2 separate regions of the Mus musculus genome follow, and region 2 is linked to region 1. A link is a loop called in an ENCODE intact Hi-C map of the cell type or tissue named here. Cell type or tissue: left cerebral cortex. All regions are shown on one strand. Links, peaks and the distances in the headings refer to the core of each region. The heading gives the core; the rest is flanking DNA.

The links. Hi-C counts contacts between places; a loop is a spot of excess contacts. Peaks named below come from ENCODE experiments on the same cell type or tissue, not always from the same donor. Only the 100,000 strongest peaks of a DNase experiment are listed, where the experiment ranks them.
Region 2: a loop joins it to region 1, with 5 times the contacts of the local background. A loop is called at or near these places in 3 of 42 quality-filtered maps.

The regions. Positions count from the first base shown.
Region 1 is chr5:147,186,195-147,194,143 of GRCm38, forward strand. Gsx1 (GS homeobox 1) reads left to right here and starts at 2,502. Exons shown (of 2, transcript NM_008178.2): 1 at 2,502-3,104; 2 at 3,584-4,753. The coding sequence starts at 2,696. The coding sequence ends at 3,960. In left cerebral cortex, for the core only: no CTCF peak of the experiment used is centred there; DNase peaks (open chromatin) are centred at 1,630, 1,888, 2,452, 3,915 and 2 more places; H3K4me3 peaks cover 608 bases.
Region 2 is chr5:147,719,047-147,726,995 of GRCm38, forward strand. It overlaps Flt1 (FMS-like tyrosine kinase 1), which reads right to left and starts at 6,965. Exons shown (of 30, transcript NM_010228.4): 1 at 6,625-6,965. The coding sequence starts at 6,688. In left cerebral cortex, for the core only: a CTCF peak has its summit at 3,950 (motif pointing right); no DNase peak of the experiment used is centred there; H3K4me3 peaks cover 3,171 bases; H3K27ac peaks cover 1,120 bases.

The sequences.
Region 1 (7,949 bases), core at 1,417-6,416:
GACCTAGCTGCCCGTACTGCTCCACGAAGCAGAACTTTTTATCAAGTGATTGCCTGGTGCAGCGGTGACCTAGGAACACCGAGCAGGGAGTCCATTACCCATCGCAGAGTTTGGACATAGCCAGGTTGCCAGCGCCTTCTCTTCAGGCCGGGTGAAAACACCCTGGGACAGGTCAGTCCCTGCCCGGGACTCCCCCGTTCCGAGTTACACAACCAACCGTTTCACCATTTCGGCACAAACCCCGGTCCACTGTGGGGCCGCACATTAAAAAGTGTTATTCGCTTTGAAGGTTTTGTCTAATGGTTCTAAACTGAAAGAAAATGTTTTCCTATTACTTAATTCAATCATAGCGAAGAGACTTGGTAAAAAGCCCACGGATTTTGTCCCAAAGTGTGACAGAGTTCTCTTTGTGTTTGCTTATCCTCCGCTGTCACACACTTTAATTCGCCTCTCTTTATCTGGCATTCAAAACTTTCTTCAATGACATTCAATAAGGTCTAGGGGCTGGAGGGAGAGGGGGAAACTGGTTATTCTCCCCCCCCCCCCCCCATATTCTTTCCCAGTAGCTTTGGCCTTGCTTGTATTCAAGGGCTCTTAACCCTTTCCTCGCTTGGGGCGTTCGGCAGCTCCCAGGAGAGCCCTTGCATTGGCACCTCGGCTGACTTGCCAGCTTTGGAGCGCAGCAGCCTCCCCCTTCTACCCTCGGGCAGCGTCCACACCCGTTCCGCCCTAACCCGCCTCAGCCCAGCGGGGAGCCCCTCTCTAGTCTCAGCTCTCCCGCCACCCAGCCCAGCCCAAATTTCCCAGAGAGCAATTAGAACGGGAATTAGGCTGCATTGATGCGTACCGGCTGGTTTGCGGGAGCTTTGGGGCCGAGACCATAGCTTGGGGGCACCGCATGCCAAGCACCAGGGGACCACTGAGCCCTCACTCTTGCTAGATGGCGAGATGGCACGCCCTCCACGCAGGTTAGCTCCCCCTATGGCGACCCTCCCATTGTCGAGGCAGTTGCTCTCACACACACCCTCTCCCATAACAAATCATCTTTGATTTTTTTAACCAGTTGTTTGTGGCGGCTCGGATGTCATGAACACTGCAAACCCATACAGAGGCCTCGGGTTTGGGCGGCCTTGCACTGATTCATCCACCCCCTCCGTAAAGCTCCCCTTTCTTGGTCTCACGATTCCGTTCACGGTTCAGAGCAGGTGACTGTGGCGATTTGTAAAATCGAAAGTAGTAAATTCGAAATCTTTTATGCTAATTTCTCATTGTATGTTAAACGCACAGGGACAGAGACAGCTCTGAATCCCGGGATGATTTTTTTAAAAAACTGAAGCTGTGTACACAGAGCGTGGCATTTGAAGTTGTTTAACCATTGTGTTACCAGAAAGAAAGAAAAAAAAGAGTGCGGCGACGGTAGGAGGAAGCAAAGGGCAACAGAAACTGGGAAAGACAGAAGAGTGCTCTTCCTTTCTCTCCAGCCGTGGGAAGCAACGCTTTCGAGTGCACCGGCGTGTCTAGTGGAGTGTGTGCGAGTGGAGAGTGCGCGCGCAACGTCTGTGAGAGTCTACACCATCCACACTCACCACGTTTGGTGGGGTGGGAAAGCTTCATACCCACGAATTCGGCTCTCACTCCCCTTGCTATGTATCTGTCCGTATTTTCAAAGACTACCCACCCGCGTACTTGTTTTGTTGCTATTTCTTTACATACACGGCCCTGTTGTTGAAGGGAAGAGCTGGTTGGCCAAGGGTCCACCGAACAAAGATGAGGAGTCACAGGCAACACCAAAATTGGGAGCCTTTGATTTTCTGAGAAAACACGGACAGAGATGAGGTTAGTCTCCAATGAGGACTAGGGAGCCTTTCTCTCATCCTCTGAGGCGCACTCAGAAACCTTGTTTTTCTGTCTCCAAATAGTGCGAGAGAAGAGACTCCACAGGTGGGAATGGTGGCCGCCCATTAGGATGCTTCATAGGATGCAGAGCTGAGCTTCGAGAACTAAGCGAAAGCGATACACTTGGTGGAACTGGGGTGGGGGGAACGAGCAAGGAAGAAGTAACAGAAAGAAAGGGACCAGGATCAAGTGGGCAGAGGAGATGGGTGTGCGCCCACGGGGATCTGTGCAAGCGAGGCAGCACGGGTGCGGAAATCAATAAGATAAATGGACCGATCGCCAGCGCAAAGCCAAAGGAAAGTAAGAAATAAAGAGAAAGAAAAGAATATTAAATCGCGGGAGAATGAGAAAATAAACCCGAAAAGGGAAGAGGAGGGGGGCGAGTGCGCCTGTTACGGCGTGGGTGGGGTTGACAAGAATAGAGTACATTATGCAGTTCATTTAGTTAACAAGTGAAATAATGAGGAAGCGTGCAGAGTGAATGCCAAGAGAAAGGGCACAAAAACCCTATTGAGAGGCCCCGGCCGCTCCTGGCGTAGCCCATCACATGGCAATAGTCCTATTTAAGCGGCGCCGCCGGCGTCTTTCAGCACCACTAGCGCTGGCCAGCACCTCGCCCGCTCCGGGAGGTGCCCGCAGCAGCAGCCAAGGTGATTCCAGCCCGGGCTTGAGCCGCGCGTGGAGCCTCCGGGGCCCGGGAAGCTGCGGGTGGCCGCGGCCAGGGGAAGCTACGACAGGATCTGCAGTTCCCTCGGGCTCCAGGGGCGGGCTGGCGGCAGGTGGACCGCGCGCCGGAGCCATGCCGCGCTCCTTCCTGGTGGATTCCCTTGTGCTGCGGGAAGCCAGCGACAAGAAGGCTCCGGAGGGCAGCCCGCCACCGCTCTTCCCCTACGCGGTCCCGCCGCCGCACGCGCTCCACGGCCTCTCGCCGGGCGCCTGCCACGCGCGCAAGGCCGGCTTGCTGTGCGTGTGTCCCCTCTGTGTCACCGCTTCGCAGCTGCACGGGCCCCCCGGGCCGCCGGCACTGCCGCTACTCAAGGCGTCCTTCCCTCCCTTCGGATCGCAGTACTGCCACGCACCCCTGGGCCGCCAGCACTCCGTGTCCCCTGGAGTCGCCCACGGCCCGGCTGCGGCCGCAGCAGCTGCTGCACTCTACCAGACCTCCTACCCGCTGCCGGATCCCAGACAGTTTCACTGCATCTCTGTGGGTAAGCGGGGTCCCCGCGCGAAATTGGGGGGCGGTGGTCCCGGGGTGGGGGGAAGTGAGTGAGCTAGGGATGGGGAAACGGCGCGCTATGGGGGACGGTGAGGATACTCGAGGGGCGCTCACAGTGCTAGACTGGGACCGGACGTAGGAACCGGGGAGAAGCCAGAAAGATCCTGGGGCGAAGGGGAAGGGGTTAAGGCCAGCTTTGAGATGTTCCTTAAAGGGGTGTTAGGGACAACCGATTCCGAGGAGAATTGGAGTCTGTGACTTGGCAAGGAGGCACCCGCCTGTGGAGTGATGAATGGAAGGATGGAAGGGATGTGTGCCTGATTCCAAGGTTGAGGCTAGCCTCAGTTCAGCGGGAAATTAGGCCCAAGGCTCAGAGGTTTGATGATCTCTCTCTCTCTCTCTCTCTCTCTCTCTCTCTCTCTCTCTCTCTCTCTCTTTCCCTCCCTCCCCCCCCCCCCCATCGCCCTCCAGACAGCAGCTCGAACCAGCTGCCCAGCAGCAAGAGGATGCGGACGGCGTTCACCAGCACACAGCTCCTGGAGCTGGAGCGAGAGTTCGCCTCCAACATGTACCTCTCCCGCCTGCGGCGCATCGAGATCGCGACCTATCTGAACCTGTCCGAGAAGCAGGTGAAGATCTGGTTTCAGAACCGCCGGGTGAAGCACAAGAAAGAAGGCAAAGGCAGTAACCACCGCGGCGGAGCTGGGGCGGGGGCCGGCGGGGGCGCACCGCAAGGCTGCAAGTGCTCTTCGCTCTCCTCAGCCAAATGCTCAGAGGACGACGACGAATTGCCCATGTCTCCATCTTCCTCCGGGAAGGATGACAGAGATCTCACAGTCACTCCGTAGGTGCGCCTTTTAGAGGACCATTGGTTTCCCCACCCCCCACCCCGACCCTTCCCGCACTGGTCCCCAGGCACCCGCTGGCCAACCGACGGATTTCGTTGGGCTTTGCGGTGGTGCGCAGCTTTAGGCAGAGCTAAGACCTTAGCAGACACTTGAAGACAGTGCCCCTGTCCCTTGGGCTTCAGGGTGTTTAGGAGGACTCCAAGCGATGAAGGCTGAGTCCTCCTCCTAGGACACAGCCTCTTCTCCCAGGCACGCAGGCCGGAGCACAGCGCCTTGCTGACCGCCAGCGCCTCTTCGCCTGCCAACTCTGGGCTGGTTCAAGCTTCCTCGGTTCCACTATTCTCTCCTTCTCGGTCAATCTGGGCTTTTCACTCCGCGAGTGGCTGTTTGCTTTTCTTTTAACATTTCTTTCTTGCCCCCAACTCGTCTCCCCCCACTGTGGTCCTTTATGCAACACGTCTATGGACTTAACTTTTCCTTCCCTCCTCAGGAAGTCTCTCCCTTCTGTCCGTTTGTCCCTTAAACAGGGATCAGGTCTTGCTGTTCGAAGAAGTCCCCCTAGCAGAGAGAACTGTCTCACATGGTATTGTATTGGGGAAAATGACTCTGTTTCCAATACGCTCTAAACCCCCTTCAAATGAAGCCGCTGTAACCAACCTCTCCCCATTGTCCAGGCCCCGACTCCCTCTGGGGACTGACTGACTGTGTCATTGTATCGTCTCTGTAATGCCAGAAGATATTTATTTATTTATTTATGTACAAAATTTTAAATAAACTTTTTTTTTCTTAGAAATTCCCCTGCCTCTGGGGTCCCCAGGCTTAGGCTGTAGGCCAGGCAGGCACAGGCAAGGGCTGGCACTCTCTGCTTGGGCGCTGCAGAGATCCAAGCTCAGCTCCTCCACTTACAGGTAGCCACTCTCCTCCCCACACCCGCAGCTCTCTTGAAGCTCCGGGATTCTACTCCAACTCCGTGTCCTTCCCAGTATTCCTGTGCAGGGCGGGCAGGCTGGCTGCTCCCTCCGATCTCCAACAAAAGATGCTATGCTTCCCTGGCTAATTCCAAGGGTAGAGACCAGGGATCCAACCTTCTTAGGGTTTGAGCTGCTCTAGCCTTTATGAAGGGTGCGCCCCGGTTTTGCTTTCAGGCAAAAGGTCCCTGAAAGGTGGCGCAAGATTCCAGCTGATTCCGGCTTTCCTCGGGGATCTGTGTGGGCTTTTTATGCATCTGTATTAGATGAGATGCGTGGAGTTCCGCCGAGCCGGTGAGCGCGTACGCGCTTAGACACCCAATAGCAGGTGTTACTACAGTTCGCGGACTCAAAGCTGGGCGAACTGCGGACCCAGGTGCTCTCCATCTGTTTCTTATTGGATACCTAGAACTCTTCTCTTTGTTCCAGAAGCCCACCACCCGTTCTCTAACACGCCCTGAGGAACCACGAACGAACCGGCTGTATTTAGGCAAAGATTCTTTTGAGCGGAAAAGTGTAGCTAGGGTTGCTCAGCATTCGTGATGGTCCCTTGTATTGTCTTCTCATTGAAACCAGGCTCAGTGCGAAGGTCTCTCTCTAGTTCTCCTCTAGAACAGCGTGCGCCCCCCCTCCCCAGAAGCCACTTTTGATTCCCCGGTTTTTGTGCAGGAGATCGAAGGGGGTTGGTTACTTGCCCCTGCGCACCCTTGGCCCCGCTCCCATTCCCATCCATCCGAGCCTCAGCTTCACTCGGACTAGTTTTCTGATCTCCCTGGAGAGGTCATGGTGCCAAACTAAAGGCAGCCAAGGCTTTCAGGACCCTAGAATAGCGACTGCCGATTTGTTGCTGGGACGACTTCAGCGGCTTCCTGGCTAACATGACCACCTCGTTAGATTTGTTGAGTCCTTCAGCTTCATGAAACTCACAAGTGTGTCTTTGGCTAGGATTCAGGGGTGGACTGCAGCAATGACTCTCAGTATGAAGAAGGCTGCAGTGGATTCGAAGGGCTGGTTTAAAACCAGGCCACCACCAAGATTACCTGAATGGGTGACTTTTGCGCAAAGGACAGGCTCCGCGAGAGGCCCCTCCGTGAGAAACACAGTTTCAAACCGTGCTGGGAGCCAAGTTGGGGGTGGGAGGCAAGACTAAGAGAGAAAGGTAGAGGCTGAACCCCTTCCTCTTTCACACCCTATTCCATCGCCACCCTCCCTGGGTCTTGCTCCTTCCCAGTGGCCTGCAGAAAGTGGTGGTGATTTGTGGTGCGCTGAGTCCACAGCAGTTCATTTCTCCCGGGAGCCAAGTTTCTTCTCTGGAGGTTTCTTTCCCAGGGCTTACATTTCCTGCCATTCTTGGTTTTCGGCTTTCTGGTGGATGACCCTGACGCATAGTGGGAAAGAGCGCAGCCTGCTCCTGCCATCTCGGTCTTTCCCTAGGCCAAGTTGAAGCGCAGCGCAGCGCGCAGGGAAGAGCGGAGGCAGCCTTGGCAGCGAACTTCTGGGCTCACCTCACCGTCCTGCCGCCTGGACCACAGGACGATTGTCTGAAAGCACACACAGGCCTCACCTTACAGCCTCCAGCATTAATACAGAAATAGCCTAGGTTTTGTAGGGACATAGACTCCAGGTTGAAGTCAGGGGTCAAAGCCATCCTCCAAAGCATAGTTTCAAACTCCATCCCAGAGAGACACAGTCCAGCCTTCAAAACTCGTGGTTTGAGCTGGAATTTAGAATTTGTAAGACAAATTTTAAAATTAGACCAAACCTGAAGATCAGGATGAAATTTCCTATAAATTATCGTTGAGTTGGGGAAATCCACATACAGGTTGCCAAGTTTATTTTGGCGATGAAGTCCTTTTCCCAGTAGAGTTTGGTGGCTAAGAGTTTAGATGGCTAGAATCCACCGTCCTGGCTTTACAAACTATTTTTACCATTCACTTAAACTGGGTAATTGTGCTCAATTTCTGTGTGACATTAAAGGACAGAATTTACATAGGACACTAAGCACAATGCCCACCAAATTTCAGTGGAAATTAATTGATGTTGTTGTTGCATTGAGATTGTTACCAATAATATCAACGCCTGTAACAGGAGTGTAGCTATTACTGAGTTATTTAGGGGATGCTGAGATGACACACAGTTTTAAACCGAATGAAGAGCTAGAAGAATCTGAGCAGGTAAAGGTTTGGTGGTGAGGCTTGCCCAGCGCTGGGGAGGTGGAAGCCATTCATGATCAGATCAGAGACAGGGCTGACCCCTCTGCTAGGAAGTGGAGAATCACTTCAAACAGGAATCCTCTTCCCATCTTCAAGTGGACGAGCTCCTCCATCTTGCTTTGCTGATGTCTCCATTCATGATTCTCTGAAGACTCTGCCCTATTAAGGATGCTAACGTATATCCATGGCCTCTACCTTTGATTGCCAGTAGTTTATTCTCTCTCTCTCTCTCTCTCTCTCTCTCTCTCTCTCTCTCTCTCCCTCCCTCCCTCTTCCTCTCTCTCTCCATATATATATATATATATATATATATATATATATATATATTACATATTATATATCTATCCACATATCTATGCATCTATACATTTATATCTATATATCACCTGTATATCTAGATATCTCTATCTAGATATCTCTCTATATAGAGGCAGAGATACCTATATGTGGATCTGGATATAGAAATAGGTATCACTTGAGACAGTTAAGGATTGTTGCAAAAAGTCTCCTGAAGGGCAGAAATGCTTCAGGCTGAAAACCACTAATCTGATTTATCCCCGCTGAAGTCCTAAATGGCCAGGATTGCACAGCTCAATTCTGAGCGTTCTTCCTCCCTCTCTCTCAGTTCCCTGGGTCTCAGACAAGTGAGGTGCTGGACCTGAGCTGTGGTGTGGTGTGAGAGAAGGAAGGGGAGGCTGCACAGCAAAGGCCTCGCTCCTCTCCTGGAGCAGCTCAGGGCCGAAGGTTGGCATCTGGAGGGCTTGCTGGCGAGTGGGCTCAGAAGCCAGCAGAGTCTTCCCAGAGCTTC
Region 2 (7,949 bases), core at 1,238-6,237, 530 kb after region 1:
ACTAGAGTGTAAGGGCAGAGAACCGGACCCTGGTATTGGAGATGACCACAAATCCTTCACTAAATCCATATTTCTCCATTTTGAATGTGGCAATAAAAAGCACCTGGGGATTTTGCAAATGACCAGTTCTTATATACTGTGAGCGAGTGTGTGTGTGTGTTTGTGCGCCTGTGTGTGCGTGTGTGTGTGTATGTGTGCGCCTGTGTGTGCGTGTGTGTGTGTGTGTGTGCGTGCACGTGTGCCTGTGTGTGTGTGTGCGTGCGCCTGTGTGTTCGAGAATGCATGCATACATACACTTAAACTGTTGGCTATTAAGAAGAGTGCTGGAGTGTGTTGTGAGCATGTACAGGGTTGGGGTACAGTAAAGACAGGGACCAACTTGAGCTCAGATCAGAGATACAGATCTATTTTTTTAAAAATTCAGTGATAGAGGCTAGAGAGATGGTTCAGAGGTTAAGAGCACTAGCTGTTCTTCCAGAGGACCCAGGTTCAATTCCCAACACCTACCCAGTGGCTCACAACCCTCTGTAACTCCCATTTCAGGGTCTCTGACACTCTCACACAGACATACACACAGGTAAAACACCAGTGCACATGAAATAAAAGTAAATATCTAAATGTAATAAGCAAAGAAATAAGTTCAGAGATTGTAGTTTTATTTTCAGCTATTGACCGGTTCTTTCCTTACGTTTAAGGTTTTAATCTAAAAACTTGATGTGTGAGGCTGGAGAGATGGCTCAGTGGTCCAGAGCACTGGCTGCTCTTCCACAGGTCCTGAGTTCACCTGCCCCTGGGAGCACCCAGATGGTGGTTCCTGACCATCTGTAATGAGGTCTGATTCCCTTTTCTGGTGCGAGTGAAGACAGAACACTCATATACATTAAGTAAGTAAAAAAGTCTTTTTTAAAAAAATGGTGTGCTTGTGTCTGCATGCTAGCCCTGTGTGGGGATACTTTCAGAAGACTAGAAGAAAGAATTTGACCTTCAGGAGCCGAAAAGGTGCCCAACATGGGTACTGGAACTGAACTCTGGTCTCCGGGGGGAACAACTGCTCTCAGTCATTGTTGACTCAACTGAGTCATCTCTCTAGCCCTTAATTTTCTTTTAATTGTTAACTGAGAAAACCACATGCTTATGGAGTAAGGTGTGATGTCCCACACGCATACAGCTATTGGGAACAATCTCATTAAGTAATCCCAGAGGCCCCGCGGGCAGGCAAGAACACATGAACAAACAGGAATTAAATAAAGCATACCTTACTCTAAGAGGTGTCCTTGAGAGGGCTGTGTGGTGACCCTACTCACTTATCCTCCCCAGCAACATTTCTGAAGAACTTAGAAACAGGCTCTTCCCCAAAGAGGAAGGACACATACAGGCAGCTAACATACAAATGGTGCAGGTGACAGCAACCACAGGAGGCTGCATACTTGGGTCCCAGGACGGTGGCAGTGGCAAGGTGAAGCCCCCACTCTGTCTAGTGCTACCAGGAGGAGCTGCCCTGCTGCCCTGGGTTTCCCTGGTAGGGAGGGGGGAATTGAGAAGGGGGCCAATGATCTCAGAGGTGGCCCAGCCCTAAGAAGGAGGGGCAGAGTTGGCATAAGTGGAACAGAAGGTCGAGGGACCAAATGACAGATTAAACCAGCACAGAGAGTATTAAACCAAGGGCTCACAGAGGAAAATCTTATAAATATGTTCATGGGCTACTAAGCAGCTATACTTTCTAAGTTTGTTTGTTTTTGGATTTTTTGCTTTTTGTCTTTTTGTTGTGTTGTGTTTATAAGACAGGGTCTTTCTGTATAGGTCTGGCTGTCTTGGAACTCACTCTGTAAACCAGGCTGGCCTTGAACTCACAGAGATCAGCCTGCCTCTACCTTCCGAGTGCTGAGAGCAGAGATGTGTACCATGGGGCATGGAGGTTCTGAATGTAATGCCTTCTCCAATGAGCTTTAGTGGAAGAAATCTCATAGTTAAGGTGATGTTGGGAAGGCAGCTCGATGGGAGAGCCTTTGCTGAGCTACTGAAAGGTGCTAGATTTGATCCCCAGCACCACAAAATACTACTACTACTACTACTACTACTACTACTACTACTACTACTATAAAAGTGAGTAGATATCATGGTTCAGGAAAGATGGATGGAAGTGCTCAGTCAATGAATATCTGCATCTCCCTCCCCACTTTGTCCGCGTGGAGGAAATGCACAGATGCGGCAGAAATGTGGACTTCTGATTGACCTTCAGGGGGGATCATCCTGGGTCTGCCACTGGCCAACGCGGGGCCTGAGAAAATATCCCAAAACTGCTCTCTCCACTTTCAAACCTGAGCCCCCATGGAACTCTTACAACAAATGTGTGTGTGTGAGAGCCAAGATCGAGGAGTCTCCCTCCCAAGGAGCCTGGCATGGAAGACAGAGGCAGGAATCAGAAATGGTCTTCAAGCATCCAGGTTTGCAAAGGCAGATGGGAAATGCCCAGAAATTCTTGACATCCCCCCACACACACACACACATCCGGCCAGCAACAATGCAGGAAACCTCGCTCACTATCTTCAGCAGACGGAGTAGAACCATTTCCTTAATGAACACCCACACACACCCCCGACAGTGCTGCATGCTAAGTCTGAGGCTTCTCTCTCCAGTTCCCTCAAATACTCCATTCCTCCCATTTCCTTCCCTTCCTTCGGTCTGGAACAAAGTCCAGCCATTTAATCATCAGGGTGCAGCATCCCAGGAACCGCAGGATTCGGCCTCCACGGCAGTCCTGGAAAGTGTCTGGCAGGGGCCACATCTTTCCTCACGAGCCGCTCTGCTCTGTTAAGCTAAATCCAACACAATACGGTTTTGTTTTGTTTTGTTTTTAAATGCTTTCAGCTGCTCGTGGTATAATATATTTTTACTTAAAATAGAGCCCGCTGTGATCTTCAAATGTCCTCTTCCTCTCTACACACTATCAAGGACATTGAAAAATGGTTCTCAGCCTGCGATGACAGTATAGCACCTAGTGTGTGCCGCCAACCACACAGCACCTAGTGTGTGCTGAGCCAAACCCTGCTCACTAGTTCCCAGCTCCTCGAACTCCCTTTTTATCCCGAGGCTCACCTGCACACACAATCAAAACCCCTGCCTGTCCTGTTACTTTGTATTCTCTTAGCTTTACCGCAAAAGCCAGGGTAGAGATCAGCCACATAGTTTCCCTCCACAGAACCACTTTTCTGAAGGGAAGGGGGGCAAGTGTCACTATAAAGCCTTTTTCTTTTTTGGGGGGGGGGGAGCGGGGTATACATATCACTTCAAGTTCTATATTATACACATTCAAGGATTCAGAAATTGTCCCCATAGTTTCGGAGAGGAAAAAAAAGTAATGACTTGGTTGGTCTTTTAGAAGTCACAAAAAAATAGGTTTAATTATTAAATAAGAGGTTTACTAGCCTTGTTGTAATCTGGAACAGTTTTAGAACATAGCTGTTTAAAAAAAAAAGAAATTAAAAAGATTAATTTTTTAAAGAAAGAAATAAGGGGTGGGAGGTTAAAGAGACAGATGTCCTCAGTATAGGTAATGTGATTTAGCCTCTGTCATAGTTACACATTCTGCTAGGGAAAAAAAAAAAAAAAAAAAGACCCAAGATAGTGATGTAGTGGCTGAGGCATCTGGGACACATCCTCCATCAGACCACCCCTGCACCCCCTGCAATGCAAAAGGAAGCCCACTAAAGACTCAGTTAATTGGTTGGTCTAGTACATTCTACCAGAGAGAAAGATGAGGTGTGACCCCGATGGCAGCAGCAGCCTAGCTCATCAGCTAGGGTGTCAAAGGGCTTAGCACCCATTAACATGCAGAAGAATGGCAGGGAGCCGGGAAACCGGAAGGACCCCATCTGTTTGCTTTGTGGAATTCCTTCACTGAATGTTATAGTTGAAAAGGAGCCTTCGGAAGTCAACCATAGTTTTAGGCCAGGTGGTGGCAGCCCACACTTTTAATCCCAGCACTAAGAAGGCAGAGGCCAATCTGGTCTACAGAGTAAGTTCCAGGACAGCCCGGGGTACACAAAGAAACTCTTGCATAGAGAAAACAAACAAACAGACAAACAAAAAAACAAAATTTCTCCATTTTTAAAAGAAAAATGCCAATTGGGGATCATTTAAAAAGAAACTATATAGCCTATTAAAGACTTTTCAACCAGAAAAAAAAATGCTGCACTAATAATTTTTTTAATAGAAAGCCTAGTTCACAGTTTATCTGCAAGATGATTGATAAGTTGGAAAACAACATGGACCCACAAGGGTCCCAAATAATAACCATTTAAAATATGCAACTTTTGGAAAAGCACAACTGTGTAAGCCTTGGAGAAAAAAATTAGAAATCACTATGTAAAACTATATATTAAAAAATGCATTCTAACCAATTTGGGAATAGGTATTATTATTAATTATTATTTTTGAGAAAGGGATTCCCTGTGTGGTTCAGGCTGACTTTAATTGGCTCCATAGCCAATGTCCACTCTTGGTTAGAACTCACCACCCTTCTGCCTTAGGCCTTGAGTTCTCAGGATACAGACAGGGCACTCACACCTGGCTGCTACTATTTGCATAATTTTTATTTTAACTCAGAGTTACTATTGGGAATACAATACACACACCCCAAGCTCACAATTTAAGTATTTCTAATTAGTTCTACCAAACTCTAAATGTCAGCTGCTTAAAAGTAAGGGAGAACAGGAGAAGGAGAGAGGGAAGGAGGAAATGAGGGGGAAGGGAAAAGAGAGAGAGCGGCGCGTAAGACAGACAGACAGATAGACAGACAGACAGACAGAGCCGGACAGAGACAGAGACAGAGGGGATGAGAGAGATGAGCCAGCGCAAGAGAGCACACTGGTGTGGAGCTAATCAAGGGTGTGGACTTAAACGAGAGTGTGTTGTCTTAAGCCTTGAAGAGGAGACTGAACTTTTATAGAGACACTGGTCTCGATAGCTACAGAGAGGACCGGTAATTATGGTAGTTAGGGCGTTGGTAACTAATAAATATCGAGGCTAGAACACCTGATGGGGCTCAGCGCCTGGCTAGCGGCGCAAAGCGACTTTGTACACTTTCCCTGAACTGCTTCAATCTGCCTCCACTGTTCGAAAACACAGATAAAATTACGCTTAGCCAAAACCAACCACGCTTTAAAATTAAAAAGTAGAGACATGTGTCAAGCAGAAAATCCAATAAAACGCCTGTTCCCCCCACCCTGTAACTTAAGGGTTTGCAGTAATTTTTTAAGCTAGTTTTGTCTTTATATAATAAATCAGTATTTAAACTCTCTAAGCGGTTGCATTTCCGTATAAGCAGCTCTTCGAAAATATTTGTGAAATAGAAAATACAATAACTCGTTTAATATCATTATTTTAGAACCTAACCAGCCACGTCGGATTCTGGCTTTGCCATTTTAGTCCGTTTTAATTATAAACCCCTGTTCATTACTTTGAAACGAAGTACAGTCTTCCCATTTCAAAAGGCTTATTTTTACTGTCTTTTAAAACCTTGCTGCCTTTCTTTCTGGGGCCACTACTATTCTACCTGACTCTTTAGTCTCTATCTTCTTTCCCAACCACGCTGGTTTAAATAAAGACGCTCTGGTATGCGTCTCTGCGCAAAGGGACCTCCCGCCTGCAGACCTGGAGTTAGAGTTCCCGAGGTCCCTCCAGCTTTTTGACCCTTGGATGACGACGGTCTCCACATTAAATGCTCCTAAAATCTGCCGGCCCCTGATCGGTCGCCCCCCCCCCCCCGCCCCGCGCTTTTCATATCCTAGAGAACGCTGATTTAGGAGGTCGCAAACTTCACCTACTACTTAAACCACAGCTTTCAGTCTAAATTGTCAGGTGGTTTTGTTTTTTTGTTTTTTCTTCTAGATTCATAACCTAAAGGTAGGGCTTAAAATTCCAAAACTTGCTGCCGGGTCGCTTTGGGTCACTCACTCACTCCGAGGACCTGGACCGCACACCCGCCCCACACCGCGGAGGCCCCACCCGGGAGACGGCGCTCCGCGAACTGCTGGGAAGAAACCCTGCAGACTGTGCGTTCCCCAGCTTCCTCCGGACGGACCCAAGCGGGTACGGGAGTCAGAGCTGGCCCTTCTCTGGGCTCCATCTGCTCGCCGCGGGCACGGGACCCCTCCCAATTTCGTCCTCCTTTGCTCTGGTGGAGCGAGCTCATCGCTAACGACCCCACCTCTGTCCAGCCCCGGGCAGCCTCTCTGACATCTAGCTTGCTCCAACTAGCCCTTGAGGACTCTGCTGCAGCCTAGGAGCAGGCTCTGGATGCTGAAAGGTCCACCCGTGTGGTGATCTGCACTCCCAGAGTCTAAGGAGTGAGCGCCTACCCGGGAACCCGGTAGGGGACTAGCGGCTCCGGCTACACCCGGCAGGCACTCTGGCTCTGACCCCAGCGTGGAGCTAAGGAGAGTCTAAGCGGTGATGCCAACTTCCAGCGGCGCCCACTTGGGGGGTGGAGGGGAAGACGTGTGTCCCGAGGCGTACCCGCTGCTACAAGTGTCCCCGGCTCCCGCCGGAGCTCGCTTCCCCCGGACCACCCCGTGGCTGCCCATCCCCGCCGAACTCCAACTCATGGTCCCTGGCGCGCCTCACCTGTGAGAAGCAGACACCCGAGCAGCGCGTAAGGCAAGACCGCGGTGTCCCAGCAGCTGACCATGGTGAGCAAGACGCGGCCTGTTGGCCCGGTGCCCGCGCTCTCCGAGGCCGACGGCGCAGCCGCTCGAGCCGGTCCCCTCCTGCTTCTGCTTGGCGCCGCGAGAGCCCTTCTCCGCGCCTGCAGCCGAGGGGGGTGGTGTGGGGGGATCCTCGCCGTCCCGCGTCCGCTAGCCGCTGCGCTTGAGTCCCGGAGCCCGCTCCGAGCAGCAGCCACCACCACTAGCACTACCTCCCGGGAGTGTCCGCCACCGCGCTCCGAGCCTCTCAAGGACCTCGCTGAAGTGCAGCCGAGGGCGGGGGCGATTTATAACCTTTCCCCAGCCCACTTCCTACCCCGGCACCTCCTTCCAGTGACGTCAAGGGGTCCCCCACCCCTCATCCGCCTCCCCACCTACCCTCTTCTTCCTCCCGGAGGGGCGGGGGCCGGCGAGGGCGGGTAGCCCGGGGGCCAGAGCGCGCGTGCGGTGGCGCTAGGCGCGCGGGTCGCCGGACAGGTTCGCAGGTTCAGGGTCCTTGCTCTGTGCTCTGCTGCCCCAGCCCCTCCTGCCCATCGCTCTCAGGAAATCCTTACCCAGCTCCCTCCACCGAGCTTACTCAGCTCTGGTGACCGCCCGAAACTGAGGAGGGGACCGTCTAAGTGCACCGCCCTGCCCCCGGGGCGGGAAGTCTTATCCTAGGGAAGCTGGCCGCGCCTCCCGCGACGGTGTCCCTGGCACCGAGGAACGAGGCGCAGTCGAGCCCTCTCCCGAGCGGTCCCGCCGGTCCCTGACCCCGCCAGACTGTTGCCAGACAGCGAAGGAAGGCGCCAGAGACCCTCCGCTTAAGGCACTTGGACCCGGAGCGTCCGAGGGAACCGGACGCCTTGCCAGGCACCTTCGGAAAGAGCGCGGGGCCGCGCGGGTCCCAAGGGAGGGAGTCTGTGTCTTTTTCGGCTGCATTAATGCACCCGCCCAAGCCATTTCCTCAACCCTCTGCTTCCTAGAAGCAAAACAAGGAATAACATGTTACCTTAAAAAAAAAAAAAAAAAAAAAAAAAAAAGCCAAGGCGTGAGACACGCTCCTGCAACTTGTAAGGGCCAAGAACTTGAACTCTAGGTCTGAAACGCTGGATGGAAAACAAATCTTTTTGGTGGAAGCCGGCTAGCCAAGATGACTGACTCGAATGTTCTTGGAACAAAAAACGGGTGAAATTAACTTGAGACACTAGATCATTTACGATGACACTAATTCCACGTTGTTCCTCAATTATGCATCCATTAACT